Regions from separate parts of the Homo sapiens genome. Here region 1 is linked to region 2. The links are chromatin contacts, found by Hi-C or POLR2A ChIA-PET in ENCODE. All regions are on one chromosome and are shown on one strand. Each heading gives the region's core, a stretch centred on a gene start or an enhancer-like site at or near the end of the contact. The rest is flanking DNA. Distances are from core to core; before and after follow the strand shown. Region 1 has its middle 86 kb from the start of LINC02420. Region 2 overlaps LOC105369812 (a long non-coding RNA gene).

Region 1 (5,999 bases), core at 2,093-4,592, 130 kb after region 2:
GAAGTAAAAAAAGCCTCCTGCCCCATCTCTTGCGGGGGAGACTGAATTTCCACTTTCAAATGTAGAATCATATGAGTAACAAGATATACAAGCACAATTCATGTGAGTTTTTCTGTCTCCATTCCCAGCCTAAGCTACCGTGACAAGGCCAACTTCACACAGGGCTGAGCAACAGCTGTTTATACCGAATGACTGTAGAGCCCCAAGAGACACTTCTACCACTAAAATGCCTTTCTTTTCTTCCTTGGAGAGCTCTTCCCTGTTGACTGTAGGGGGTTGAACTGCATAACCACAAAAATTCATGTGTTAAAAGTCCTAATCCCCATTACTTCAGAATGTAAACTTGTTTGGTAATAGGGTTGTTGCAGATCTAATTAGATGAGGTCTTCCTGAAGTAGTGTGGGCCTCTAGTCCAGCAGGACTGGAGTCCTTATAAAAAGAGGAAATTTGAAGTCAGACATGCACACAAGGAGAAGACAATGTGAAGATGAAAGCAGAGGTTGGGGTGATGCAGCAAAAACCACGGAACGCCAGAGGCTGCCAGCAAACCCCCAGATGCTGGGAGGGAGGCATAGAACAGATTCTTCCTCACAGACCTCAGAAGGAACTAATCCTGCCAAAATCTTGATCTCAGATGTCTACTCTTCACAGCTGTGAGACAATAAATTTCTGATGTTAAAGTCACCCAGCTTGTGGCACTTTGTTACAGCAGCCCTAGAAAATTAATACACTTTCTTGATCTAAATCAGACTCCTAGTTCTTCCTCATACCACCTCCTTTGTGGTACTTACCAAATTTGTAAATATTTTTCCCTGTGTGTCTGTCTGTGTAATGTCTATGTCTCCATTTTTCTCCAAGCTCAATGCGACACCAGTGTCTGTTTTGTCCACCACTGTCCACCCAACATTTAGAAATGAAGAGTCCCTTCATAAGCACTTTTTGATGAATACCTGGGCTGTCCGGCCATTGGAAGCAGAAATGCAACTGTTAAAGGACCACAGGCAGCGCTCCTCAGAAAGAAAAGCCAGAATGCAGGATGGTGCACACTGACAGGCTGTCTCAGCAGCCCTCTTTCAACAAGGTAAAAGATGAAGGTGGCCGGGCACGGTGGCTCATGCCTGTAATCCCAGCACTTTGGGAGGCCGAGGCGGGCTGATCACAAGGTCAGGAGATCAAGACCATCCTGGCTAACACGGTGAAACCCCTTTCTTACTAAAAATACAAAAATTAGCCAGGCGTGGTGGCGAGCACCTGTAGTCCCAGCTACTTGGGAAGCTGAGGCAGAAGAATGACCTGAACCCTGGAGGCAGAGCTTGCAGTGAGCCAAGATCGTGCCATTGCACTCCAGCCTAGGCAACAGAGCGAGACTCTGTCTCAAAAATAACAAAGGGTGAAGGTTAGCGCTGACCTCTTTGGCACAGGCTAGTCTATTCAGTTATCTAACTGGATCAGGCAGAGATCAGGAGCCTGAAGTAAGTTCTAGAAATAGAACCCCATTCCCCTGGAGACGGCAGACCTAAAGGAAGCATCACAGCGTGCATGTATTGTTGAAGAGGCAGGAGGAGTGTTCCTCTAGAATGGCAGCAACAAGCAAGCACAAGGAACCAAGCCCTTGGCAGTGGAAGGAAACCAGCTGAAGCAAGACAAGCAGAAATGATCACAGTAGCTACCACTTATTGAGTCTCAAGTGAGTGCCATGCTGAATGCTTTTCTTACATTATTTCATTAAATCCCCATAACAGACTCACCAATAAGTACTATTATTACCATTTTACATGAAAAAACTGAAGTTGAGAGAGGTTAAGCAATTTGCTCACGGGCACACTGTTAATGAATCATAAGCTAGAATTTAAAGCCAGAGATCTGCTGTTTTGATACTTTCCTAGCTTTGCAGCCTTGCATAGAACTGGCCTTGATGACTTTCTTTCATGCTGTGATTACCAAAATCTGAAAAACCTACATGTTTTAGAAAGCATTACTTACCAATAATTGCTTACTGTCTATCTCCACCTATTAGAAAGCAAACGTCTTGAGATAGCAAATGCATACTCAAACTTATTAGGATTTCGATCCAGTGAACAGTAGGAGCTCAAAAATATTTGTATTAGGAATGAATCAAATAAGCACTTATTGACCACCTAGATGTACTTTAGAAGACATTAATGTTAAAAAAAAACTTCATATTAGAAAAAGAACCCTTACAAAACTACTGCACTAGAATGAAGCATTTATCTTTTCCACTTTTCAATTGCGAAGTACTGCAATATAGTTAAAGTTTCTGTGAATAAAAAACTATTCTGTGCTGCCCTATAGAAAGTTCCCACCCTTAGTTTTACAAACTTCCCTTCTCTGTATATTCATTTTCTTCTTCTAGCTGCTTGTGCTCAACTCTCCATTGGATTCTCTTTTGCATACCTATCCCAGTTTTGCTTGCTAAACCAGGAACTTTTTGTTTTAAGAAAATATTCAGGGGCCCAGGGGAGGGATAGCATTAAGAGAAATACCTAATGTAAATGATGAGTTTATGGGTGCAACAAACCAACATGGCACATGTAAACCTATGTAACAAACCAGCACGTTGTGCACATGTACCCCAGAACTTAAAGTATAATTTTTTAAAAAGGAAAATATTAAAGGTAATCAAACAGCAGATATTTTCAAATTAGATAACTCTAAAAGATAGCTAAACCTATTAAGATTAGGCAGCTGTTGATGATAAACCTCAGAATAACTTTCTCTCTCCCCTAATACAGAAATCAGAAATCAACTGGCAGGTGCACAAGCAAGATACCAAATTCCCGTTTCCCAGCCAAGCTCCTGTGGTGAAATTGTTCCTTGGCAAATGTCCCTTTTTTTTTTTTTTTTTTTTTTTAACTTTGCCTTAAGAGGAGGAAAAGCTGCCAAATGCCAACTTGGAGAATAGTGTACAAAATGCTAAATATAAAGAGTTGAGGAATATCAGGGGCTATTTTAAAAATTAGTCTCTAATAGAGCCTGTAGTATCCTCATATGTCTAGGAAACAGCATGGCAGTCATGTTGGTTTACACCAAAAGCAATAATTCTAGGTTCAAAAGCCCAATCTACAACAGCGCTAGTAAATCTCAGTATCTTTCAACTGAAGGCCAACCTATTTAACATTTCCTGCACTCAACAGCACAAACTCAGAAAATGAGAAGCTAAGTGGAAAAACAAGTGATCAGTGGAGTTGAAAGTACTTCTGCTCTCTCTTCAGATATGACTTGGAAGTCAAATATTACAATAAAAGAGCTCACCCAAGGCTCAAATCTTGAATAGTAACTCACGCTGGTCATAAGCTCCACAATGGGAGGCTTTGAGGGGCAAAAACGCATGCATTTTGTACCTTGATATTTATGATGTTCTATCGCCACCTCCTGGAAGAAAAGACCAAGAACGCCAAAAAAAAAAAAAAAAAAAAAAAAGGGTGCTTAGTATTAAGGCTTCCAGTGAAGATAAATTTCTTCAATTCTCAAGAAAGGTAAAGACATTCTGCAGCCGCTGACAGTTCCATTTCAGATGAATTAGCATAATGTTGGGCAAACAGCAAACCTAAAAGGCAAATGTTCAAGACTCTAGCGTCAGTTATTTGCCAGCAAAAGATAACATCAAACATATGAGTAATGAGCCTTTAAAGTTGCCAGTCCCCAGGGAAGATTTGAGTTCTCATTAGTAAAGAGATATGAGATCCCATTTTGCCAGAGTCAATAGCACCGCATGAACACAGAGAGATACTAGAAGAATAATTTCCACACTTGGCTCTGAAAATAATCATCCTTATCTTTGCATTTTAAGTCTCAGAATTTGGCAAAAGAGTTCTAAGGATTTTAAAACATTAATAACAAGACTAAGAATGTTCCCAGATGAACTCTTATTTCTCAGACTATCTTGTTGGAGTTATTTACACATATGGCACAAACAAAGCCAAATGAATTGGAATATTTGACTTTCTCTCCACAAGATCTTACCAGTCTTTGTTTCTCAAGGTTTAGTTTGCATAAGGACAAAGGAATACAGTCGAATACTTAAAAGTATTATTTTAAAACACACTTTTATCTTGATAGTTATGTCTTTTCCATCAATATCTCTATTCACTATGTGAAAAAAAAAAGTCATACAACTTCAGAGTAGAAAGCATTTCAGTCCAACCACTTCACAGTCGCAAATCACAAGCTATTCACCCAGGAGGAAGAGCTGCTAAAGTCAATTCCCACTAAATTTCACCAGGGGCAGTTTAAACCTTCTGTTCTGTCTAGACATTTTGCCCTCCTCTGCCCAAACATCCTGACTTTTAAGGAGTTTTACAGCTTAGTCAACTCACCAACATCCTGAAGTAGGCTGAGATTGCAGATTTCTTTTCTGAATACCAATTATGCTTATTTATAAAACACAGAACATGGAGCAGAGAATTTAAGATTTTAGAGCTGCAAGTCACCTTCCTTTTATAATCCACAAAAGTGATTTGCTGTGATACCTGATGGCCTCTTTTGGAAAACAGAAGGCTTGAACACAGCATTGAAATGTGTCAGACTTTCTTTTTAAAATTTTTTCAGCTTCTTTTGAGGGTATATCCTGTAAAGCACTATGAGAAACATCCGAAAGACACAATTCTTATCCCCCAAAAGCCAATTATGTTGTCTGACTTCGGTTTCCTAAGCTACCCACAAACTGAAAGGCAAGGTATGGTGGTCAAAGAGTAAAGTCGACGTCTACACAGAAGCTTCCCTCTTTCCCTCAGCTCTGCCTCTTTCCAGTGCTGCTCATGTGATATGATACTTAGTCAAGCTTACTTTTTAAGTCAGCCACTTCGTGGGAACACTTTCCGGAGTGATGGCCAGCAGAATAGCTAAACTTTGTTACTGCCAAACCTCTTCTTGAGACAGGAACTCTGCCTACACAAAGCAAAAACAATATTTCAGCATCCCACCCTCCCTTTGAACCCACATTTGGAGTCATAGTTTCAGTTTTCATAACTATCCGGAAAACTGAAATGCTTCACTGGCCCACAACCAAACTCTTGGGCTCTTTTCAAGTCTGCCATCTCCCCCTTTTCATTCCACTTCCTCCCTCACTGTGAAACCTTGCTTGCTTGGACACTCCTGTAGTTTTAGACACCTTCCTGTCGATCTTTGAGCTATTTACCAGCTGAACATTTGTATTGTTAGTGTTAAATGATAAATTCATATAGCTAAGACACTTGACCAAGATAGACCGATACTATCATTTGAGCAACTGTCTCCTGCAATCTGTCATCACAATGAGATAGCCATGTTCTAACCTATCAGTAAGATTATACAAAAGTAAACAGAGTTGTCGGTATAAAATTGATTGTCAGCCGGGCACAGTGGCTCAAGCTTGTAATCCCAGCACTTTGGGAGGCCGAGGTGGGTGGATCACAAGGTCAGAAGTTTGAGACCAGCCTGGCCAAGACAGTGAAATGCCGCCTCTTCTAAAGATACAAAAATTAGCTGGGCATGGTGGCAGGTGCCTGTAATTCCAGCTACTTGGGAAGCTGAGGCAGGAGAATCTCTTGAACCTGGGAGGTGGAGGTTGCAGTGAGCCAAGATCGCGCCACTGCACTCCACAGAGCTAGACTCCATCTTGAAAAAAAAAAAATGCCACTGAGAGGTCATCTTTTATGAAATTCAAAAGTTTCAGAAATGTATCTAAATTGTCACCAATCCTTTCCCTGTAGTGTTCACCAGCCTCTGATCAGTTGATTTTAGGCAAATTTCTCACCTTCCACACTTGCAACACAAACTCAACTTCCAGCATACAGAGCTACTTGAAGGTTTCCCTAAATACACTAGGCACCCTCAGTCACTACACTACATATATGCTCTTGCTTTTTTGCCCAATGCCTGCCTTTTGACAGTCTGAGTAATGCCTACTTGTTTTCAAACTTCAGCTCAGGAGCTGCCTTCGCTTGTCTCATCCAAGCAGTCTGCAGCCCCTTGCTTTTATGCTCCTACAAGACCCTATT
Region 2 (5,310 bases), core at 745-3,244:
CCTAGAATGCAGACATTTCCTTTTTCTGGAGCTCTGTTCAGAGCCTTGATGTCTTCCACTGGAGGCTGGTGAATATAGGATTATTCGAGGAATATGTTGGCAGAATTGCCAAGAAGGCAGCTATTGTAGACCCAAAGATTAACTACTTCAGGCAGTATGCAGATGAGAATTAGGACAATGACAGTTGAATAAACAAATATGAGTCATATAAAAGCTGAATTATATGGCATGATACAGTGGCCCGCGATCTTTTTTGGCACCAGGGACCAGTTTCATGGGAGACAGTTTTTCCACAGATCAAGGAGGTTGGTGGTTTTGGGGTAAAACTGTTCCACCTCAGATCATCAGGCCTTATTAGATTCTCAAAAGGAGCATGCAACCTAGATCCCTCACATGCATAGTTCACAACAGGGTTTGCATGCCTATGAGAATCTAATGCTGCTGCTGATCTGACAGGAAACTCAGGCAGTAATGCTTGCTCACCTGCTGCTCACTTCCTGCTGTATGGCCAGGTTTCTAACAGGCCATGGACCAGTACAGGTCTGTGGCCCGGGGGTTGGGGAGCCCTGATATAATAGAAATAGATCTCTCTCCCCCTGACATCAGCAAGTTGTATGCTTTCTAAGCATTATTCTCCTGCCTACTGAAAACTATATTTAGACTAAACCAAGAAAGATATTGCACTGAAGATCTCACAAAAAGCCTGAGTTACAAGTCTCAGAGGTAGAAGAAAGTAAATTTGCCAAACTAGGCTGTCTATTCCTCCACCAGAGACAGTACCATTGCAGGCCTGTGATGAAGGGGTGAAGACAAGTGTCCATGGTGCTGCAGTAGGCCCCAGAGTCCAGAGTCCTGGGTCCCTTGCACGGAAGACCCTTGTTAGCTTCCTTCATGTCTGCATGCATCAAAGGAAACTAGCATGGACCTCAGGCACCTCACAAGATGGGCTGTGTCTTTTCATGGGGACTATAGATATGTGAAAGCATTCAGGAGGACATAAAACATGTTCTCTAAGAGGGAGCCTTTGTATTCAGCTCCCTGTGGTCAGGGACTGCATTTTTGGAGCCAAGCTCCAAAAATATTTGAACAGTCAAACCACTCCAGTGTACTAAAGAGAAATGAGAAAAGGTAGTTTCTGCTCTGGGTGAAGAGTCATTGAGAAAGTTCTTCCTCCCTACCTTGGTTCCTATACATCTTAGTCCCATCAGATTTTGCTGATAAGCCTTACTTGACACATGTGGGAAACATTTTCACTAGAGGTTAAAGGAAGCTGGTTTGGGACTGAAGCAAACGGCTATGCAAGGTCATACTGAGTTCAGCTCAGAGTCTCACATCTCAAATATTCTTTCCACACCCTTCTTCTGGGGCAGTGGCCTCTACTGAACCTGAAGGTGTAACTTCTCTCGGGTGACATGGAGTGCATGCCCGGCAATGCCTCAAGAGCTGCAGGGCAGGGTGATACAGCCCCAGGGAGTGGCTACCTTCACTAAGAAGCAGGTTTCTAAAACCAGCATTTCAGGATCCTCCAGGCATCCCTTTGGCCTGCTCACCTCCAGCTTCTGTGTCCTATAGCACAGTATTTACTGACAGGGAGAGCCCTTCTGCCAGCCAAACCTGCACAGTGCCCCAAGCACAGGGCAAGTGGGTGACCAAGGGCTATGTTACAGGCCCCTTTCCAGCAGCCAAAGGACACGCATCCCAAATTTGATGGGGTTTTTGCCCTTGGTACCCATAGACTTTCAATTTTCTGGAGTAGCTCCACCTTTTGTTATGGTTTGGTAAACAAAAGGCAGTCATCAGGAAGCCACTAATACAAATGTCACCATGCACATCACCCTGCCGAAAACCAACAGCAGCCTGTTCAAATGCTACAGGATATTGAGAAAATGATGAGGAGGCACTGAAGACAAAAAAGCCAAGCTTCTCCTCTTCCTGGTCATGCTGCAGACAGCTTACTGGCTTGGCAGCCCTCCAACTCTGCTTCCTTTTCTAGAAGCTCTAGGTACCCAGGCTGCAAAGCTGTGCTGCCTGCCTGCTCATTCCGAGCACGTTTGCACTCTGCTTTGAAGGGGCCAGCCATAAATAAAGCACAGGCTGGGGATTCCTGGGCAGGCTTGCATAATCACAGCCCTTCCTTTGAAAGGGGGAACCATATTCTGATATGTGCCTGTGGCTGGTGGTTTAACTTTAAATCTGTCACCGGTAGCTGGTCAAAAGGTTTTATTCTCTGTAGCCCCCAAGTTTGGCAGACAGGCCTTTTCAAAATGGAAATATCTCCCTGATCCACTGATAGGCAGTTTGGAGACGGTGTGCTGATGCCAATTAAAGCACACTGTGGTGTTCTATTCCTCTTGCCTTGGTGCAGGCTACATCCTCTGCCCCAAGGAACATCCACCCATCCTCAAGGCCAAGTCCAACTCTCTCTCTAAGATTCAGATCAGATCCCTTCACTGAACGAATATAGATAGATTAAGCACTCCCTTTGTGAGCCTGAGAGATGTGCTCTGTGCCATCATTGAACTATCAGTCTGCCAGGGAAGATGACAAAAGTGATATGTGTACAGCCTACAGATGTATCTGCTATGGCAGTAACTTCATCTGAGTAGGAGTTAGAAGGTGACAGAAGAATTTCACTTCTCCCCAAATCCTTCCTGGCTTTCCCTGGGCACTATGATTGCTCCCTTCTTGTGTTTTGTCAAAGGCACATATCCCATCTGCTCACTGTGTGATATTTCTACACGTTGCCTGCCTCCCATCCCTCTCACCCTTGCCATTTTATTAAGAGGTCTTCAAGGTCATGGACTGTCCTATGAATCAATTATCTGGCAAATGTTCAATAATTGAAATAAATAAATCTCTGAAAATTTTTTTGCTCTGAAAAGCAACTGTTGTCTACCTAACACCAAGTGATCAATAGGCTTTTAAAAATCTCTGAGTAATCTCAGAAGTGACAGTGTATTTGACTATATGGAACAGGATCCACGTGGATCCACGTGGATGAGCAGATCCACGTGATGAGCAGGTGAGCAAAAGCAACATTGGTAGTTAATGCAAGGATGAGTTAATGGAGGCAGTGGGGTGAGGGAAACAGGGCAGGGTGTCTTCACAGCCACTGAATCAGAGGTTAAAACAGCCAGCAGCAAGGGCTAGGGCACAGGCAAATATCAGGGCAGGTTTCACCCTAGTGTTTCTGAATTATTTGCATCCAAATGATGAGGCAGTTTACTGAAATTGTGTGGAAGTTATTTCAATGCCACAAAGATATTTAAAATTATATTAACTCATTTGTACAGAATGCTGAATACTACATCTTGATAGTAATTAGCAAACTCAATACAGTTATGACATGATCAGTTGCAAATAACCTAAAACATTCTCAAATGTTAATGTATAAATGAATTATCTAGGCATCTTGATAAAATTCAAATTCTGACTTAATAGTGGGTTGTGATTCTGTATTTCACCCAAGTTCCAAGGTTCCATTGGTCCATAGATCTCACTTTGAGTAGCCCCTACTAAAAGTGCAGGAGAAAAAGTTGTGATTTTGACAGAAGGCACTATTACTCTTCTTTTAAAATTGTATTTATTCATTAAATATTTTCAAACTGTGAAATTAATGGTCATTATGGTGAATTTGGGAACTGTAAAACATACCATGAAAAAATATTAAATCATCTTCAATCTCAACGTCCAGAGATAATCTGTATAAATATTTTGATGTGTTTCCTTCTAATCCCTTTTACTTTTGCATCTTACTCTCCACAATTTTTCTATCTTGATATTGTTTCTTTTTAAATTGTAGATGATTCACATGTTGTTATGTTATTTGAAAAATATGGTTTGTATCATGCCATACATTCAGTCCTCCAGAGCACAGCAGTTAAAGAACGAGTTCCTGCCCTTGTTTTTAGTGAAAGAAAGCAGTAAATATAAAATCAGGTAATAAATAAGATTGAATGGATAAAATTCTCATTTTGAAGGACTGTATAATTCTATTTTACAGCTGATTATAATAAAGTTAACCAATCTTTCCTTCAGACATTTAGATTCTTTCTTTTGTTCTTATATACACATGTATGTTTTAAATATGCAGACTATGTGAAAAATCCTTGCAGCCCGATTTTTGCATAGTCTTCTGATTATTTCCTTCAAATAAATGTCTGTAAGTGAAATTTCTGGGTCATAGGGTGTGTAAGCTTTTAATACATATCGTCAAATGGGACCCCAGAAATGTTGTACCCATTCATGCTCTTATCAGCAATCAGGAAGGAGCCTGAAAAGCTTCACCACATCTTCACCAGCATTGGTCATTATGTGTTTTTACATTTGTCAGGTTATTTTTGTTTACATTCCCTTTCTGCTTATGAGGTTAAGTATTTTCCTGTATATATAAGCCACTTGGTATTTTCCTTTGTGAAGTATCTGTTTCTTTTGCCCATGCTGCCTTGGGAGTGTTTTCCTCCTATTAATTTATAACTTTCCTATGGATTAAATATATTAACCATTTGTTATATATTTTGTAAGTAGTTTTCTACTTTGTTGTTTGTCTTTTAATTTTGTTTCTGTTTTTTAAAGTTCTACAGAGTTTTGAACTTTTAGGTAGGCCATAGCTATTGATCTTGTCCACTGTGAATTTGTCTTTTGTTTCTGTATTAGACATAGACTTCCCTGCAACCAGATGAGAATAATATGGATCTATGTTTCTTCCTAGTTTTGCTACATTATGCATATATGGAAAGGGTAGAAGGCAGGGTTGTAAGAAAATTCTCCTTTCCAGTGGTACAGTTTTCTAAAACTGGGTTGTGCTGCAGGTTTGCCCCCAGAAAACCAGGAACAGGAAAACACTGAAAGTTGACATATTTTTCAGGATAATAATATGAGTTTGAGAAGCCAGCTTTTTTTATTTTTTATTTTTCATTTTTATTTTTTTGATCCATTACATGCATACTTCTCCATAGGAAAGAGATGCTGGGGTCTTTCACCTATGCGTGGTATGTATGATAGACAGAATAATGATCCCTCCAAAGATGTCCAGAGGCTAATCCCTGAAACCTGTGAATACATTACCTTCCCTGGCAAAAGGAAGTTTGCAGATGTGATTAAGTTATAGATCTTGAGAAGAGAGATAATTGTGGAATATCCAGGTGAGTTCAAAGTCATCATAATGGCTCTTATAACAGGGAAGGAAGAGGGTCAGAATCAGAGAGGTCATGGACAATGAAAGCCGAGGTCAGAGAAATTTGAAGATGGCCTACTACTCACTTTCAAGGTGGAGAAAGGGCTATGGGCCGAGGAGTATAGGTAGCCTTT

What was found. Hi-C counts contacts between places; a loop is a spot of excess contacts on that map. ChIA-PET counts read pairs that join two places held with the same protein, here RNA polymerase II (POLR2A). Pooled maps may share reads with other maps.
Region 1: a loop to region 2 is called in a map of PC-9, with 9 times the contacts of the local background. The contact joins two enhancer-like sites. A Hi-C loop is called at or near these places in 1 of 168 maps with a recorded cell type or tissue (PC-9) and 6 of 50 pooled maps. POLR2A ChIA-PET finds 5 or more read pairs at or near these places in 2 of 52 experiments (CD4-positive, alpha-beta T cell and CD8-positive, alpha-beta T cell).

What each region holds. Positions count from the first base shown.
Region 1 is chr12:67,353,419-67,359,417 of GRCh38, reverse strand. No RefSeq gene overlaps it. Among named protein-coding and RNA genes, the nearest start is that of LINC02420, 86 kb to the left of the region's middle. Within about 2 kb of position 3,342, at least 2 of the 41 ENCODE cell types and tissues checked have a DNase peak (open chromatin) inside an H3K27ac peak, as active enhancers do.
Region 2 is chr12:67,480,180-67,485,489 of GRCh38, reverse strand. LOC105369812 (a long non-coding RNA gene) reads right to left here. Exons shown (of 5, transcript XR_001749186.2): 5 at 4,796-5,310. Among named protein-coding and RNA genes, the nearest start is that of LINC02408, 37 kb to the left of the region's middle. RefSeq lists enhancers at 636-815, 1,036-1,085, 1,646-1,695. Within about 2 kb of position 1,994, at least 10 of the 41 ENCODE cell types and tissues checked have a DNase peak (open chromatin) inside an H3K27ac peak, as active enhancers do.